3 separate regions of the Homo sapiens genome follow, and regions 2 and 3 are each linked to region 1. Evidence: chromatin contacts called from ENCODE Hi-C or POLR2A ChIA-PET data. All regions are on one chromosome and are shown on one strand. Each heading gives the region's core, a stretch centred on a gene start or an enhancer-like site at or near the end of the contact. The rest is flanking DNA. Distances are from core to core; before and after follow the strand shown. Region 1 holds the start of SRRM1 (serine and arginine repetitive matrix 1). Region 2 overlaps CLIC4 (chloride intracellular channel 4). Region 3 has its middle 18 kb from the start of CLIC4.

Region 1 (4,199 bases), core at 591-3,090:
AAGGTTTTCTAACAGAACTACCCTGCCGGCTACACTTAGAGTAGATGCTGAGTGGCCAGGGTAGAAGCAGGAAGACCACTTAGGGGGTTAGCGCAGTTCAGGGAAGAGACGATGGTGCCCTGAACCACGATGACAGCAGGGAGGGTTTCTTGATGGTTTGAAAGCCGAGGTAAAGGAAAGGAGTCAAGAGTAACACACGCTTGCGTCCTACACCAAAGGAAAGCCACTGCGGTCAGCGGGAGCCAGGGAAGACCCTGGGAAGGGCAGGTGGTTTGTGGTTTTGGTGGATGGAGGGCGAAGGAATCAGGATTTCAACTTGGGGCACGTGGGACGGTCAAGAGAGAAGTCTGAGCTGGAGATGCAGGGATGTCTCCAGCACACAGCTAGTGTCTCCAGCCACGAGAGCAAACACACACATACTTTCAGGTGGGCTAAGTGCCATGGAAAAAAAGAGAAAAGGGAGGCGAGAGTGTGTGTGGGGGCGGGAACGATGCAAAAGATGGCCGGAGGAGGCCTTTCTGAGAAAGGGACGCCGGCTTTCCCTCCGAGAAAGGGAAGCGAGAAGGGCGAGAAGCGCTTGCGAAAAAGCTGGCAGAGTGGGGCCGGGCGCGGTGGCTCAGGCCTGAAGTCCCTGCACTTTGGGAGGCCAGGAGTTCGAGACCAGCAACAGAGCGAGACCCCCATCTCTGCTTTATTAGATAAAAATAACTTTTTTTTTTGAGACAGTCTCGCTCTGTCACCCAGGCTGGAGTGCAGTGGCGTGATCTCGGCTCACTGCAAGCTCCACCTCCCGGGTTAATGCCATTCTCCTGCCTCAGCCTCCCGAGTAGCTGGGACTACAGACGCCCGCCACCACGCCCAGCTAATTTTTTGTATTTTTAGTAGAGACGGGGTTTCACCGTGTTAGCCAGGATGGTCTCGATCTCCTGACCTCGTGATCCGCCCGCCTCGGCCTCCCAAAGTGCTGGGATTACAGGCGTGAGCCACCGCGCCCGGCCAATAATTTTCAAAATAAGAAAATCTAGCAGTGCGCATCCAACCCAAGGCCCTCGCAGCCAGAGCAGAGGCACCAGGGCGGCCAGGCGAGGCGCTGCGAGGAAGCTGGTGCTTCTCGGAGTCCGAGACCCGGGCTGGGGAGAGCCCGAGGCAGAGCCCGAGGACCACGGCTCTCTGGCGGGCGTCCTGCCCAGCGGCGTGATTACCGGGCCGCCGAAACCGAAACCCATCTACTGGACACTTCCAGCTTCCTCCAAAGGCTGAGCAAGCTGAGCTACAAGGCAGATTTCATGTCTGCTGCCAGGCTCGACCGCTTTACAGACAATCCTCTCTCGTCTGGTAAACGCGTAAAACCTACACAATCACAACTTTCACAACGAGAGGGAAGCCGCAGGCCTCTCGTCGGCGCACGGGCCGCCTCGCCCGCGTCACTCTGAGGTAACAGCCTTTCTCTTCAATCGCTTCATGGAACTCCAGGACGCCAAGCCTCTTCCACTACGGGTCGAAGGATGGGTCACGTCACATTGCGCGAACAAGGATGGTCACGCGCCACAAAAGGACTTGCAGGGCGGGGCGACTCGACGGCCTTCCCTTTTGCTCCCATTGGCTGCGGTCGTCAGGTTCGCCTCCTCCACTACCTACCGGGGAGTTTAGGGCCTGACAGAAGCCCGCCCCCGCTGGCGCTCGTGCGCACGCGTGGCGGGCTCTCGGCGCACTGAGCAGGCGCGGCCTCGTGTCGGCCGGAGGGGGCGGGCGCAACGACGCGCGCTGCGTCCCGGCGCTCGGCTTTCCCTCCGCCGGTCCCGCCCTCCGTCGCGGCGGCGCGGTGTACCCTGGGATAGGGAGCGATCTCCGAGCGAGGCGGCAAGATGGACGCGGGATTTTTCCGCGTAAGTAGAAGCGCCGGGCGCCGGGGTGAGGCCAGGGACTTCTCGGTAAGGCCTGGTAGGAGACCTTAGCTTGGCACAGGGTGGCCAGCGAGGGGAGCTTCGGAGATCTTAAGGATTCCTCCTAGAGCCGGCGCACCCCCCCCCCCCCCGTGCGCTGCGGCGGAGACCGGTGCGCCCCTGCGCAGTCTCCTCCTCCGGAATGGTCCCCCCTACGCGGCGGCGACGGTGGCCGGAAAATGGCGGCGGGAATGGGCCGGGATGGTACCTCGCTGCCCGCCTGCCTGGCGGGGCCTGCAGGCCGAGCGCCGTGCGTGCCGCCGGGTCCTGGGGCCTAGCGGAGCCGGAGGAGGAAGTCCCGAGTGGGAGGCCAAAGGAAAGCCCTAAGGTCACTGGTGGCGGCAGGGCAGGGAGAATATGGTTTGGGGGTACATCTTGGGAGAGCACCTTAGGGGAGGGAGAACAGGAAGAAGCATTCAGCGGCTTTTTTTGAAAAAGCGCCCTCCCCGCCCCCCAACGTCCTCCCTCCAGGTCCTAAGCCTTCGTGGAGGCGCCAGGTCAGGGTTCGCGGGAGCTCCCGCCCAATTTGATATCCCTTCAGGGAGGGGGACGTAGATAACTTGTTGGGACAATGTGAATTTAAGGTTCTGTGAGGGTAGAGGGTGCAACGAAAACTATGCGCGGGTATGGAGGCAGGTTGTGGAGTGATTCAATTCCTTCCCGCCCTCCACATCCCTCACCACCCGCCACCATCGTGTTTTACTCTTGGAGTCCGCTGGTGAAAGGTAACTCTTACCTAGGCTCTGCCAGCGTCGTCTGCCCATCGCCTGCAGGCAGGGAAGTTACTCCGTCGTAGTTGGTTCTCGGGGCCCACACTTTATCAGGCTCGTGCTGGAGCCTGTGTGTCCCATAGTCCCCTCCTGTAGGAAATTAGTACTAGATCAAGATCTAGAAGGGACACAGGACTAGAGTTGAGCACCATTGGTCTCTCAGGGCTTGCAAACTGTTAATGCAGAATGAAGTCGTATAGAAACTAGTTGATCTAAGCCAATATATCCGTTTTCTGAAATACACGTTAGCTCTTCTCTTTAGAGCATGTAATTTGCAGTTTGTGTGTTTTCAAAGGAAAAATTGGAAGGGAGGAGGGCCAGAACTTTAGTAAAAATATCTTTGGACACTCCGAATTGGACATTGAAATCCTTCTTTAATTGGCTTTAAATATGCCAACGAGTTTTTCGTCATGTTAGAATGTTATCCCCCAAGTATTTTACCTAAGAACAACCAGCTGTTCTTAGGCAAACAGTAAGATACTTATTTTGGAATGATAGTTTCAGATTAGCGTATCGAATTTGCAAACTGCTTATGAACTGTCCATTTTGTAATTTCCATCAAAGTGTTTTGTAGTAAATATTCAATATTTTCTGCAGTGCAAGTAGTATTTTGAAACAAGTGAAAGCCTTTTCTGACTTTTGTCAAAATATTTTCTGTGGAAAGGAGTCCAAATAAATAAAAGAGTAAGGTGATTGATGAGCAAATTTTAACATGAAGTTTGCTTGTGGTATTGGTAAAGGTCTGGGAGAGGGGCGAGTTTTTAGTACACAGCCTACAATTGCTTAAATACAAGAGTTAACTGGATTTAAGATCCAAGTTAAAATATTTTAGGGTCATTATCTAGTACCCTGCCAACCAGATGAACTATTTCAGGTAGTATAGAAGTTATATCTTCCATTCAATGAACTTCTTCCACATGCCAGATACTTTACATATGTTATTTCTGGTATGTACACAGCAACCCTGCAGAGTAGGTTTCTATACCTCTATTTTAGCAGGGAAGGAACTATCCTCAGAGAGGCTGGGTAACTTGGTTTACGATCTTACGGCTAAGTAGTGGCACAGTTTTTACCTTCTCAAACAAAATTTTTTTTGATCGCTTTCCAGGGGACTGTGGCCAACTCAGTGAACCAATCAGTACATTTCAGATGGCACAGCCAGTTATTTCCGTGTTTAATTGGGCCAGTAGGAATGACAAAATGAAAAGAATAATTAGTGATCACTCGATGATCTAAGGTAGTATTTGTAAGCTTTCATTTTTCCAGGTTCTTTGCTGAAATTGAGTTTATTTAGGTAACCCTGTCTTCTTCACTCATTCCAAGTTCCTAAAAGTTGTAGAAGACTAACAGCACAGTCCTGGGATGTTCTTTTTTCCTTTCACCCTGTTTGTATGCATTGCCACAGTAGTTTTGCAAGCATGCAACTGGCTTTCAAAAAAGAATGAAATTTCAAATACTTCAATGTGTTCTCATTTAAACAGAAAAG
Region 2 (4,199 bases), core at 779-3,278, 130 kb after region 1:
TTACAACTGAACAGGTCATATATTAACTAGCCTTTATCTAATGCTTTCTTTAAAGGAAATGTAGACGTGCTTATATTTTTAACACATCTACATTTCTCTTAAAGAGAAGAGATTAAGCTCTTTTTATTTAATTTGTCTGGAAGAAGTTGAGATAGTGTAGATCTACAGGTTTTATATTTAGTAATTTTTAAGGAGTAAAAATGAAGTCTTCTAATTTTTCTAGACTCTATCTAAGATTATTGTTTTTAGACTTTTTCATCTTATACCACAATGAGATGATAAAGCTTAAAACATTAACATGTCGGCCGGGTGCGGTGGCTCACGCCTGTAATCCCTGTACTTTGGGAGGCTGAGGCGGTCAGTCAGGAGTTCGAGACCAGCCTGGCCAAGATGGTGAAACCCCATCTCTACTCATAATACAAAAATTAGGAGGCATGGTGGCATGTGCCTGTAGTCCCAGCTACTCGGGAGGCTAAGGCAGAAGAATCACTTGAACCCAGGAGGTGGAGGTTGCAGTGAGCCGAGATTGTGCCACTGCACTCCAGCCTGGGCGACAGAGTGAGACTCTGCCTCACCAAAAAAAAAAAAAAAAAGAAAAAGAAAGAAAACTTTAGCATGTCTGTAATTGGTAGATATAATCTCTATCATTTATTTAATGATAATTAAAAATAGCGGGGCATGGTGGCACATGCCTGTGGTCTCAGCTACTAGTGGGGCTGAAGCAGGAGATTGAGGCTGTAGTGAGCCACTCTGATTGCACCACTCCACTCCAGCCTGGGTGGCAGAGTGAGACTCTGTCTCAAAACAAAAGAAAACAAACAAAAAAACATAATGTAAGAATCATGAAGTGACTTTAAAATCTTTATTTTATAATAATGTTATAAGTTTTCTGAAGCTACTTAATTTATCACTATACAGAATAAACAGATATATAAAAAATGATCAGTAAGTTTTTGTTTCCCTACTAAAGCCAGAATAATGGTCATGAGGTAATAGATAGCATTGGGTGCTTACTATGGGCCAGGCACAGTGTGCCAGCCGTTTGCATGTGTTAGCTAATTTAATCCTCATATAAACTTTGAAATAGGTGCTATCAATACTGTTTAACACATGAGAATTAGAGAGATCATTGTTTGGGTATGGTTGCAGGGCCAGTAAGTAGCAGTACTGTGATTTGTACTAACGTCTTTGGGATTTCAGAACCTGAATCAATAACTTTGTTTATGTTATTTTTCTCTATTTATTTGAAACTTGAATGCTTTCCTAACAGAATTTCTTATGTTCTGTTTTCAGTCACCCTGAAAAAAAAATTCTGAGAATATTTAAGGATATTTCTAAAACATACTAACAACTAGTGAGCCTAGATGGTTCATTAGATGACTTTGGTTGCTTTCAGTTCTCTTGGTAAAATTTGAAAGGCAACTAAAATTTCCATTACCTCACCTCGTTGCATTTTGGGGGCCTGGTTAATTAGTATTTTATAAAGCACTTTAGAGGGTTTATTTATAAACTTGTTAAGGAACCTGACTTGAATGTCTTTTTTTTTTTTAAGGCAGAGTTTCACTGTTGCCCAGGATGGAGTGCAGTGGTGTCATCACAGGTCACTGCCACCTTGACCTCCTGGGCTCAAGTGATCCTCCTCCTTTAGCTCCCTGAGTAGCTGGGACTTGCAGTGCCACCATGCCCAGCTAATTTTTTTTAAATTAATTTTTTTGTGGAGATGAGGTCTCACTGTGTTGCCTAAGATGGTCTTGAACTCCTGGACTCAAGTTATCCTCCCACTTTGGCCTCCCATTACAGGCATGAGCCATTGTGCTTGGCCTCACATATTTTGATTTTAGGATTGTTTTCCAATTGAGAAATGTCTAAATGGTTCAAGTTTAACAAAAATCATATACTAATTTGTTAATTATTTTTCTGTGAGTTCTTTTCTTTCTGCCCTCTCCCTTTCTCCCTTCCTCCCCCTTCAGAGGTTGGTAGAAAAAAAAAAAAAAGGCAAGGAAGTTTCTTTTTGTGGAGAGAGGAAATGACTGTTGGTTCAAGACTTTATCCATATTAGGTATAAACTAAATATAGACGTGTAATCCAGGAGTGAAGTCACATCTATAAAGTTTCTTAAGCAAAGCTAATGAGATCAGCCAGTGCTTTTGGATCTGTTTTTTCCCCCCTTGCTTTTGGCTCACTTACCAAACTGATTAGTCTTATAGTCTGCCTGCCTTTGCTTCTTTAAAAAAAGAATAAAAAAATTATAAGGAATCTTTCTGTAAAACAAGCACACAAATTTTTAAAAAGTTGCTTTGTATATGAAGCATAGTCACTTATGCCTCCCTTTGAGGGGAGGTTATAAATAAATTAGCTTCTTTAATTTCTTGACCTTGTCATTTTCCTCACACCAATTCTTCTTCTTTTTTTTTTGTTTTTTGAGTTGGTTTTATCCTTGAGTCTTTGTCACATATTTTTACTGTGAGGCTGGACTCATCTTTGTAAGTTGTAAGAAACGTGTTTTACTTAGTATTTTCTTGGTTTATTCCATTTTTAACCATTAAAGCAGATCTCAGTATGGCTAAATGGTAATAGGATTTCTTCTGATTGGCTGGTTAGAGAGATTGTAATAGAACGGAATGATGGAATAAATCTGCTTCTGGTCACAGCACATGTCCTTCTCAAATAAGGACTTTGAAAAGTCCCCCAAAGCATTCTTACAATAATTATTTCCAACTCTTGTGTTCCTTCTTAGAGCCCTTTGCAAGCATTCCTAAACACTCAAGCCCTTACGAACGTGCTATGCTTCTGAAGAGAAGAACTATATACACACATCTGTGGCGCATCTTACTATAAATACTTTGGAATACAACTAATTGTGTAAAAAGTTTAGCTTAACATATTTCGGGGTTTTAGGGATCAGTTCATGAAACTAAATGTTCTCCAAGCCTAAGTTGGAATCTGTTCTGAATCCTTCTCTGACCATGTTGTTCCCTTAGCAGAACTACTCTTTCCTACTGTTTGGGGCAGTTTGTGCATTTTTATATTCTGCCACTCATCTGAATCACCTTTAATTACATTTTTGTTCCAGGCTAGAATGTAAATTCCAGGAGATCAAGGATAAGGGATTATTTTCTTTTTTCTTCTTTTTATATTTTAAATTTAAAAAATTATTATGTTCTTCTAAAGACTAAGGGACTATTTTCTTCATCTTTTATATCTACCCCCTACCACAAACCTTTATATATAGGAGATAATTCATTAATTCAGTAAGCATTTATTAGTGTTTTTTGGCAAATTGGTGTGCATAGTATAGGAATATAAGCATGTAAGAGAGAATATATTAAATATTTTCTGTTATTGTGTTCTATATTACCTCATAGTAAAATACCAGAGTTAAAAGTAGTATTCAGTTATTGAACTTGAGACATGTAATTGGGGTTTTGTAACTAGCTACTCACTATATAGCTATTGGTCTAAACCTAACAGATTGGTTTAGAGAACTAGAATATTATGTAACTGGAAGGCCAGGTTCAAGTCCTATGTGTATCCTAATTGATCTGCTACCTCATCTGTCAAGTGGGTGTATTTCTTGGAGGTGATGTTCAGTCCAGTTTGTATTATTTTATATGCCAAGGTAGCCTTAGGCTTGGCTTAAGCTTAGGCTTAGGCAGAAAGTTGAGCCCTGAGATTCCAACGTCAGATCCAGAGAATTAAATTCTCATAATTAGAAGCAATCTATTAGATAACAAAAATAGAGCCAATACAAATTCTTCATGATAATGGAGGCAGTTTGCCAAAGAAAGAAAAAATATTTCAGGAGTGAATTCTTTGACCCGAAAGAATATATTTTATTTCCCAGGTGAGCTCCTGAAAGAAAGTTTAAGGAAAGATTTTGTTTGTTGTATCTAAAATAAAGCAGACACAGAACCATTCTTCTTCTTCTTTTTTTTTTAAAGCCAGTCAAATTTATAGAATTTTCCTTCATCATATTTGAGTAACCTGTGCATTGAAATCCGAAGTAAAATATTTCAGTAAGAAACATCCTGCTATGTTATACTCTTCAGATATTTGAAGTTTTAGGCCAGCAAAGAAGATAGACAAGAATTCTGAATATTAACTTTCACAGCTGAAATACAGTGTTGAATATATAATTTTTGCGGAAACTAATTTTGTAATGTATATATATAGAGAGAGACGGAGTCTTGCTCTCTCGC
Region 3 (4,199 bases), core at 717-3,216, 84 kb after region 1:
TTGAATCTTGAAAAAGTGAGAAAAAGAAAAATAGGCTGGGGTGAGGTGGCTCATGCCTGTAACTCCAGCACTTTGGGAGGCCGAGGTGGATGGATCACTTGAGCTCAGAAGTTCAAGACCAGCCTGGGCAACATGGCAAAACCTTGTCGTTACAAATAATACAGAAATTAGCCAAGCCTGGTGGCGCACGCCTGTAGTCCCAGCTACTCGGGAGGCTGAGGCATGAGAATCGGTTGAGCCTGGGAGGCGGAGGTTACAGTGAGCTGAGATGGCGCCATTGCACTCTGGCCTGGGTGACAGAGTGAGACTCTGTCTCAAACAACGACGACAACAACAACAACAACAACAACAGCAGACTCCAGCACTTTGGGAGGCTGAGATGGGTGGATCGCCTGAGGTCAGGAGTTCAAGACTAGCGTGGCCAACACAGTGAAACCTCGTCCGTACTAAAAATACAAAAAATTGGCCAGATGCGGTGGCTCACGCCTGTAATCCCAGCACTTTGGGAGGCCAAGGTGGGTGGATCAAGAGGTCAAGAGATCGAGACCATCCTGGTAAACATGGTGAAACCCCGTCTCTACTAAAAATACAAAAATTAGCTGGGCGTGGTGGTGCGTGCCTGTAGTCCCAGCTACTCGGGAGGCTAAGACAGGAGAATTGCTTGAACCTGGGAGGCGGAGGTTGCCGTGAGCTGAGATCACGCCACTGCACTCCAGCCTGGTGACAGAGTCAGACTTCGTCTAAAAAAAAAATAGCTGGGCTATTACAGGTGGCGGGTGCCTGTAATCCCAGCTACTAGGGAGGCTGAGGCAGGAGAATCACTTGAACCCGGGAGGCAGAGGTTGCGGTGAGCCGAGATCGCACCATTGCACTCCAGCCTGGGCAACAAGAGTGAAACTCCGTATCAAAAGAACAAAAAAACAAAACAGACTGTCTCCTGAAATCCGCAGAGTCCCCTCTTGCTATCCTTGGAATCCATCTGTGGCTCCCACCCCTTCCATTCACTGTTCTGGCTCTTTTAAGAGATTCCCCTTTCGGAGAGACCCTGGCTCCACCTGGAAGGAGCCAAGGCTGACTTGCCCCGGTGTGCTGCCAGCCAAGTGGCTGTTTCCACAGAAATGAGCACCTCCAAGCTCAGGGAACAAAACTTCAAAGATGCCCTCTGCCCGTCCTGGTTTGCACTCCCTCCCTCCAAAGTGTCCACATGAATAAGCTCTCCTCTCCCATTCAACCTGCAGGACCCCAGGCCAGGTGAGGCAGGCAGCTGCTCTTCACTCGTTCCTCCCTGCACTTCCGCACCAAGAAGAGAGGCCACACTTTTTTTTTTTTTGAAACAGGTGTGTGCCACCAAGCCCAACTAATTAAAAAAACTTTTTATTTATTTATTTGAAGAGACAGGGTCTGACCATGTTGCCCAAGCTGGTCTTGAATCCCTGGACTCAAGCAATCCTCTCACCTCAGCCTCCCAAAGTGCTGGAATTATAGGCGTGAGCCACCGCACTCAGTGAGGTCACCTTCCTTCCTTCCTTCTTTCCTTCCTCTCTCTCTCTCTCTGTCTCTTTCTTTCTTTCGATGGAGTTTTGCTCTTGTCGCCGAGGCTGGAGTGCAGTGGCGCGATCTGGACCCACTGTAACCTCCGTCCCCCCAGATTCAAGTGATTGTCCTGCCTCAGCCTCCCAAGTAGCTGGGATTATAAGGCATGCACCACCACGCCCAACTAATTTTTATATTTTTAGTAGAGACGGGGTTTTGCCAAGTTGGCCTTGAACTCCTGACCTCAGGCGATCCACCTGTGTTAGCCCCTCAAAGTGCTGGGAATACAGGTGTGAGCCATGACACCCTATACGTGTAGCTTTTTAGAAAGCATAACAGCACTCTCCCCTCCACTTTCAAAAGTGGGCCCCAGCGGCTCAGACTCCCTTGCCAGTTTCACTTTGGAAAGATGCAGTATGTGAGCAGTGCTGTCTTATTTCCCAGCTGGCCGGCCCAGGAGGCCCAGCCCCAAGGACCAGACACTGTGGGTTGGCCTCGGGGACGATGATCTAAGACAGCTGGAGTGTCTTCCTGGCTGTTAGCAAAAGAGAAACCAACTAATTCACCACAAAGTCCTTAAAAAGAGAAGTAATAGGATGAGTTCTGGCACCTCACTTAAGTCCAACAGGAGTGGGGAAATTCCCCTAAATATCACTTGGGGATCCAGCTTTTCCCTCTCTTTGAACCTCTTTGATGTTTATTTAATGTAATTAATTAACTTATTTAAATTTTTGAGACAGGGTCTCACTCTGTTGCCCAGACTGGAATGCAGTGGCACAATCACGGTTCACTGCAGCCTCGACCTCCTGGACTATAGCAATCCTCCCACCTCAGCCTCCCGAGTAGCTGGCACTACAGGTATAAGCCACCATGCCCGGCTAATTTTTTGTACTTTTAGTAGAGCCAGAGTTTCACCATGTTGCCAGGCTGGTCTCCAACTCCTGGGCTCAGGTGATCCTCTTGCCTGGCCCCCATTTATTTTAATTTGAAGTAATTTCAAACTAACAGGAAACTTGCAAAAATAATGTAAAGAACTCTTAAATACCGTTTACCCAGATTCATCAATTGTTTTGCATTTTGCCACATTTATTTTCTCTTTCTACAGAGTAGATATGAATCCATATCTACATCTATATAGAGAGAAAATAAATGTGGATACATATCTATATGTATATATGGAGATAAACTGATAGACATAGATGTGGATATACACATACATATAATTTTTTTTTTTTTAAGATACAGAGTCTCGCTCTGTCGCCCAGGCTGGAGTGTGGAGTGCAGTGGCCTGATCTCGGCTCACTGCAACCTCTGCCTCCTGGGTTCAAGCAATTCTCCTGTCTCAGCATCCCGAGTAGCTGGGAATACAGGTACATGCTGCCACGCCCGGCTAATTTTTTGTGTTTTAGTAGAGACAGGGTTTCACCGTGTTGCCAGGGCTGGTCTTAAACTCCTGAACTCAGGTAATCCGCCCACCTCAGCCTCCTAACATGCTAGGATTACAGGCGTGAGCCACCGCACCCAACCCTTTTTATTTTTATTTATTTATTTATTTTGTTTTTTTGAGATGGAGTTTCGCTCTTGTTGCCCAGGCTGGAATGCAATGGCGTGATCTTGGCTCACCGCAATCTCCACCTCCCCGGTTCAAGCGATTCTCCTGCCTCAGCCTCCTGAGTAGCTGGGATTGCAGGCATGCGCCACCACACCCAGCTAATTTTGTATTTTTAGTAGAGATGGGGTTTCTCCATATTGGTCAGGCTGGTCTTGAACGCCCTACGTCAGGTGATCTGCCCGCCTCGGCCTCCCAGAGTGTTGGGATTACAGGCGTGAGCCACCGTGCCTGGCAAGTTATCTTTCTTACAGAATGTTCTTCAACTCAGGTGAATCTGACGTCTCCTCATGAACACATTCAGCTTTGCATTCTCAGCTGGAACATTACGAAAGTGATATAGTGTGCTTTGCAGGGCGTGACTTCGGGAAGCACCTGAGGTCTGTTTGCCTGGAAAGGGTGCTGTTAATTTTGATCACCTGGCTAAGGGGTGGTCTAGTTCTGCATAAGTTACAATTTTCCTTCATGCAAGCTATGAGCAATCTGTGTGGACACTTTTAGGTCCTGTAAATGTACTGTTCCTGCTGATTCTTGTAGTGCTTATTTCTTATCAGCAGGAATTGATGCTTTGGTCCCCCTCTTACATTCTTCATCCTTGCCATCCTCCCGTGCTGTGGGGACTGGGACGGAGCCTCCCTTAGCCTGATCTATCAGCACTGTGCTATGAGAAGCCATTGATGCTAACAAGAGATGGGTTCGTGGGGCTTGGACATACTCAGCCCTCTCAGGAGCCTTACTGAGTGAATCCAGGGACACTGGTCCCTATACTGTGGGGCGGATCCACCAGTTAAAGGATAAGGGCAGGCTCAGGGGAAGAAAAGACTCCTTCCCTTGGCCAGGCGCAGTGGCTCACACCTGTAATCCCAACGCTTTGGGAGGCTGAGGTGCGTGGATTACTTGAAGTCAGGAGTTCGAGACCAGCCTGGCCAACATGGTGAAACCCCGTCTCTACTAAAAATACAAAAATTAGCCTGGCGTGGTGGCAGGCACCTGTAATCCCAGTTACTCAGGAGGCTGAGGCAGGAGAATCACTTGAACCCAGGAGGTGGAGGTTGCA

Evidence for each region. Hi-C counts contacts between places; a loop is a spot of excess contacts on that map. ChIA-PET counts read pairs that join two places held with the same protein, here RNA polymerase II (POLR2A). Pooled maps may share reads with other maps.
Region 2: a map of endothelial cell of umbilical vein shows a loop between it and region 1 (3-fold over the local background). The contact joins the enhancer-like site here to the promoter of SRRM1 in region 1. A Hi-C loop is called at or near these places in 2 of 168 maps with a recorded cell type or tissue (endothelial cell of hepatic sinusoid and endothelial cell of umbilical vein) and 8 of 50 pooled maps. POLR2A ChIA-PET finds 5 or more read pairs at or near these places in 10 of 52 experiments (A549, B cell, BJ and 7 more).
Region 3: a map with no recorded cell type shows a loop between it and region 1 (5-fold over the local background). The contact joins the enhancer-like site here to the promoter of SRRM1 in region 1. A Hi-C loop is called at or near these places in 1 of 168 maps with a recorded cell type or tissue (head of caudate nucleus), 1 of 37 single-sample maps with no recorded cell type and 6 of 50 pooled maps. POLR2A ChIA-PET finds 5 or more read pairs at or near these places in 2 of 52 experiments (BJ and GM10248).

What each region holds. Positions count from the first base shown.
Region 1 is chr1:24,641,462-24,645,660 of GRCh38, forward strand. It overlaps SRRM1 (serine and arginine repetitive matrix 1), which reads left to right and starts at 1,841. Exons shown (of 17, transcript NM_005839.4): 1 at 1,841-1,886. The coding sequence starts at 1,866. RefSeq lists an enhancer at 1,413-1,512 and silencers at 1,583-1,902, 2,163-2,222.
Region 2 is chr1:24,768,328-24,772,526 of GRCh38, forward strand. All of the region lies in intron 1 of CLIC4 (chloride intracellular channel 4), which reads left to right. Among named protein-coding and RNA genes, the nearest start is that of CLIC4, 25 kb to the left of the region's middle. Within about 2 kb of position 2,029, at least 8 of the 41 ENCODE cell types and tissues checked have a DNase peak (open chromatin) inside an H3K27ac peak, as active enhancers do; they include endothelial cell of umbilical vein, where a contact is called at or near this core.
Region 3 is chr1:24,725,690-24,729,888 of GRCh38, forward strand. No RefSeq gene overlaps it. Among named protein-coding and RNA genes, the nearest start is that of CLIC4, 18 kb to the right of the region's middle. Within about 2 kb of position 1,967, at least 24 of the 41 ENCODE cell types and tissues checked have a DNase peak (open chromatin) inside an H3K27ac peak, as active enhancers do.